2 separate regions of the Homo sapiens genome follow, and region 2 is linked to region 1. A link is a loop called in an ENCODE intact Hi-C map of the cell type or tissue named here. Cell type or tissue: heart left ventricle. All regions are shown on one strand. Links, peaks and the distances in the headings refer to the core of each region. The heading gives the core; the rest is flanking DNA. Region 1 overlaps PELO-AS1 (PELO antisense RNA 1). Region 2 overlaps PELO-AS1 (PELO antisense RNA 1).

Evidence for each region. Peaks named below come from ENCODE experiments on the same cell type or tissue, not always from the same donor. Only the 100,000 strongest peaks of a DNase experiment are listed, where the experiment ranks them.
Region 2: a loop joins it to region 1, with 2.9 times the contacts of the local background. A loop is called at or near these places in 18 of 110 quality-filtered maps.

The regions. Positions count from the first base shown.
Region 1 is chr5:52,726,267-52,729,085 of GRCh38, reverse strand. The region is part of intron 2 of PELO-AS1 (PELO antisense RNA 1); the gene reads left to right. Among named protein-coding and RNA genes, the nearest start is that of ITGA1, 60 kb to the left of the region's middle. In heart left ventricle, for the core only: no CTCF peak of the experiment used is centred there; no DNase peak of the experiment used is centred there; H3K27ac peaks cover 1,546 bases.
Region 2 is chr5:52,775,726-52,778,544 of GRCh38, reverse strand. The region is part of intron 2 of PELO-AS1 (PELO antisense RNA 1); the gene reads left to right. Among named protein-coding and RNA genes, the nearest start is that of ITGA1, 11 kb to the left of the region's middle. In heart left ventricle, for the core only: no CTCF peak of the experiment used is centred there; no DNase peak of the experiment used is centred there; H3K27ac peaks cover 1,410 bases.

The sequences.
Region 1 (2,819 bases), core at 51-2,550:
GAGTCCTTTGCCCTCATTCATATTTCATTTCAGTGGGAAGGCCTGACAATAAATATATACTAGGAAGTCATTACTGAATTGAATGCAGTTTTACGTCTTGTGTTCATTTATACATTTTTCTGGAGGGAGAGTTCATTGAATTCATGGAAATGGTTTATGATCACCAAAAATTAGAACCACTAACCTATCACACTCTGCCAATTTTGACGGGAAACCAAAGTACAAACACTGAGTGATTTGCCCATCACCGTGTAGTTCATTCATGGCTAACTTAAGATTGAAACGCAGGTGTCCTGGTGTTCAGTCATTATTGCACATTGTAGGGGAAATAATCTGTGACTTTTCCTTTCCTTTCTATATTTATTTTCTTTTTAACAATACCTGCATACTTTTGACGCTCAACAAATTCATGTCGAGAGCTGGGAATCTGGTCAGACAGATTGTAGTCCTAACTTCGTTATTACAGAGTATAAGCTTTGTGATTCTAGAAAATTGTTTAAAACTCTGAGCTGCAGCTTCCACATCTAGATTGATGCGAGTAAATTGTAACTGACAGATTATTGTGAGGATTAAATGAGATTTCTTATACACACACTGTGTATGTGCACATACACAGTGTATGCACATACACATACATATTATTTGGCTAACAGCCTTTCGCCTGATAAGCATGTGAGTCATTACTATTATAACCCTTTTTATAAGTCTGTTCTTTGGTGCCGGGTCTCCAGCTTCTAAAAAATTCACTCCCTTTCACCAAACTGTGATTCAAATAGCAGCTTGGAGCTCTTGTTTAATTCTGGGAAGACCCAAGGGGCAGTAGTAACTAACTACTACAAAGTACAGACCTTAAACTCTGGAGCTTGGCTGCCTGGGTTCAAATTTTGGCTCTACTCTTTGTCTTTTTATGTGTTGTCTGAATTTTTCATAATAAGCATGTGGTAGTTTTTCTACTAAAAAAAAAAACAAGCTATTTTCACTTTAAAAAACAACAACAACAACATATGGATCTATTTTTTGGTGACTTGCCATTTCTGTTCCTTTGAAATTCATCCTGTGTCTTTGGAAGACTAGGATATGTGGCTCTCCCTGCCTTAAAGGGATCCTGATTGATCTTCTCTGGTGGCAAGAAAGCTCAGCCTCCTCCTTCCTGCAGGATAAAGGAGTGGCTTGGAAAAGTGGTCAGATCGGAAGGCCCTCGAGACCAGCTCCCTTTCCCACAGCCCTTCAGTGTCTGACTCAGAGGGAAACTGGCGCTGTTCTCTGGTATCCTCTCTCCTTTCGTCTCCACACCTAGTGTGCCAGCGTTGTTCTCCAAACAAAGAACAGACCATGTAAATTCTGTGACCGAAGCTTCATTGATATGAAGGAGAAACAATTGCCAGACCTATTCTGGCCTTCTGTAAACAAAACTTTTTTTTAGAGAAAGCTTGCATGCCATTTTTAGAGAAAGTTATTGTATGCCAGAAATTAGACAGTGAGGGAAAGGCCAAATTCCTGGTGATATTTATCTTGCTATTCTGTTCCCTTCAGGAACTATCTCTCTATCTCAGGATAATTTTTTTGTTTGTTCTAAGAATTATATTGTGTATGAAACTCTGTGCATGCACAAAGATAAATAATTTTCTTTTTTATTATTACAGATAGAGAAAAATTTGAAATCCTTGACAGTTTCATTTTCACAAAATTAAACTGAAGTAAATCATACATTATATAAATAATGTTAATTGATCTTGCTGATAGCATATGGAAAAACTTGGTTTGCACTTTTCCTAAACTAAAGATAATTGCTTTGACAAAGATGAAAAATATTGCATAAGAAACATTTAATCTCTTGTCAGGATCTGGGTAGCCTTATAAGGCTCTGAGATGGTGTGCTGGGGAAGATATCAAAGAGATGAACAGCACAAGTGAGCAGGCAGTAAAAAGCTCAATGGCAGAGAGAACTCCAAGGACTTAAAAATATGTACTCAGACATAAGCTTATAATGCAAGTTATCTATATTGTTGAGCAAAATGGATATGTATATTTTGTATTATGTAAGTCCTTTTGTTTTTCAAAGAAGAGACACTCTCAGATTTCCTTAGATCTATTCCCCTCAAACTTTCCCACTGAAGTATTCCTAAATGGGAGAGGAGTAACAATGGATACTTTTCAACGTGTCAAAGAGTGGTGGGTTTTGGATTTAGAAGAGACCAATATCACCATAAGATCAGACTCTAAGACCAGGGAAATAGAAACTAGAAAGGATCTTGTCACTTTATTGCATTAAATAGACATGAAAGAAGGAAGAAGGATGAGGTATATCTAGAGAAACCCCTACCCTAGTTTAAGGGGCCAAGTTACACATGTCTATGTTTGATATTAAGACATATATTAAAAATACAATTCATACCAGAAAAGTCATGGCATTCTCAATTTGAGAGCTGGGATGGACTTTGGACAACCCTGATGTTCCATACACATAATTTCAATATTATACTTGAACAGAGGAGCTGAAGAGAGTTTTCCCAGTGCATGAAAACAATGAATGGTAAAATAGGAATCATCACCCAGGTTCCTAAGTGCTGGTGCAAAATTCTTCCAGTTTCCACTCCGTTGCCCTCCCATGAGTCAAATGGTTTTAGTGTGGTCAGTGTCTTCTGCATGGAAATGCAAGCATTTCACTTTTAAAAACATACAACTTTAAAACTAATGTAAGCAATTTAAGTAACGGAGATGGCATTAATACAACCAACATGCCTATCAACAATTATTTAACTATCTCAACCTTCAATTTGGAGAGGTCAGTTCTTTAAGTGAAGGAATTATCCAGGTTC
Region 2 (2,819 bases), core at 84-2,583, 49 kb before region 1:
AAATCATTTGTTAGGAATCCCAAATGTTGGATTTGTTAGAAAAAATTTTGTGAGCCACCACACCCGGCCCACAATTTTCTAATATGTGTTAATGCTATGTGACAAAATGCCCTGATTCCTACTGCCAAAGGTTCAACTTAATGTATATACCCCAAAACCCATGCATTTTTGCTCTTTTTTGTTTTTTTAATGGTTGTTGAAGTAAAACAGCCCATCCTCTTCAAGTCCACCTATGTTGTTCCTTAGGCATTCTATCTTTGCTCAAATTGTTGAAGGATGGTGGTTTGTTTCACGGTTTTTTTATTTGAGACTAATGAACATTCTAACATGATAAAGGCAATTATTACTGTGTAGCCATGGTTTTCTGAAAAAGATATTTTAGAAATTGTATTTCATATCTTAAATAAAATTTGTTTCTAAATTTCAAAGCTAAAAAAACCCCCAATCAAGTCAGCAAGTTAAAAGTCAGTTTGGTTGTGTCCTAACATTTGAAACACACACATGACTGTTAGTGTGTACACACACACACACACATACCCCTCAGCACATAATCCCCACAATATGGCAACGGTCTATGCAGAAACACAAGATGAGGTTATTTTAAAATGCTTACCTATTTAGAATGAATCTTTGCAATATTTCTCTCTTTTTCTTCCCTTAGTGACTTTATATTACTGGTTCATAGGCTTCTAAGTAATATTGTCTTTCACCATTGTTTGAAAAGATTTAGTCTCTTTCCAAATTTGTGAAGTTACCAAGTTCATAAGAAGTTATGAAGTTCATAAAGTCTCACAGAAAAAATAAGTATTATCTGCATGACGTTTTATAATTAATTTAGAATTTGTTCCATTTATAGTTATATTTGAATTCAGCATTCCCATTAGGAAGGCTAGGTAGATAGCCTAGTTTTAAGAAATTCAGAGCAACATAATAAATAGAATTGCTACGACTGAAACCCAAATCTGGAAATTTTTCGTATATATATTTTTTAAATTCTGTGTACCCACAATCTAGGAACATTTTAAAGATCATTTTTTAGATAATTTCCACTACGCTGATATTTTAATTCTTGTCTGTTTGTAGTAAATATACACAAAATATCAAAATAAATCTCTAGGACACATCTGTTTCCTGTTCATTGTGCACATCATGTTATAAGCTTTTGGAATGAAAATCGACATTTGAAAACCTCAAGAAATGACAATAGCAGCAGCGATGATGTTTTTCAGCTCTCACTGCTAATGTGGGAACTGATTATTTATTTCAAAAGCTTTTATAAAATAAAGCAAACCTTGAATATATTCAGCTAGGAAATAAACCTTGAAATTATATGGTTACCAATAACAGTAAATTAGAGTTTCAACAAATAACTCAGTGATTTTCTTAAAAATGCTAAACATTTCTTAAATACTTGCCCAGATTGTTTTTGTTAATTTTAAGATGCTTTCAAAAGTTTACACCCATGCGTGTGCAACATATATACATATATTATTCTTTCTTTTAGGTAACGCAGTTGGTTAAAGGACCAGAACGCATTCCTAAACAAGTGTACGTTTTAAAATAATCTTATGTTATAAGCAGGTTGCCAACTTTTGATTTGGAATAGTTTGTTGAAGTTTGCCTTTTGATCTTAACTAGCTAAATTAAGATAGCTTAAATTAAGAAATTAGGAAATCTAAATTAATTTAGATTTTTTAACACCTTAAAAGATCTATTTTAAGGACTTGAAAATTAGAATTCTTTAGATGAGAAAACATGCCTAACATTCCTTATTTGAAATGGAAACTATTAATATTTAAACACATATCAGACATCAAGGACTAAAAAATTATGCTAAGGTAAAGATGAAATTATCTCTATTTCCTTTCCTCTCTTCCTTCCCTTTCTCACTTCCTTCAAGGGAAAGTTTCTGCAGCCTTTGGCTCTTTTTTGTAGAAATCAAAGATCCCTCGCTAGGAATGAAGTCTCTCTGGTCACACACATAAACATATGCATGTAAATATATATGTATGCATGCATTTATATATGTATTCACCTCCCACTCTGTCAGCCATGTCCCAACAGGTATTAAAAGTTACAGCAGCAGGAGTTTGGGTAACATGAAATAAAGGAGATGTTTACTGAGGTGTAGACAGATAAGAGGAAACCAGCAAACCATCTTGAGTCACCAACTCTTTGCACCCCCAGACCTCAAAGTGCAAAGGAAGGAGCTAGTATTACCAGTGAGAATTAGAGTCTTGAAAGGGAGTGGGTGTCCAATAGAAGCTGTCCTTGTGGAAGGCGCCAGCCAGTGGTTTGAGATGGGGGAGGGTAAAGTTGTGTGTAGGGTTAGAGGGAGCTAGGGAGGGCATAAGAAATGTTTGACATCTTTCTTTTTCTGCCCTCCAATATCCTGCCACTGGCTCCCACTGGCCTAAGCTTCCAGGCGGCAAGGGGATCCCATCCATATGGATCAGTCCTCCTGCAACAAAAAGCTGGGTGGAAAAGGGTCCAGAATGGATCTAGGGGGCAGTGGCAGCAAATGGAAAATAACCAACCCCCGTCTCCAGTGCTTCATTTTCTCAGTTTGGCTGCCTACTGGCCAGGCAAACTAACCTCTCACAGCTCTGACTGTGTGCTTAGGTAAGTGACCATTCCTTTATCTGGGGCTACAACATGAAAGCAGGCAAGGTCACCCTCTGTCCCGGCTTTCAAGCCCTAGACCTCATATTATGGGTATTGGTGCTTGGGGGTGTTTTCCAACACTTCCCTCTAAAGTTAGGTTCCCCATTTCCCAGAGTTAATTGACCAGGATGAGTCAAAGTCAGGACAGTAATCAT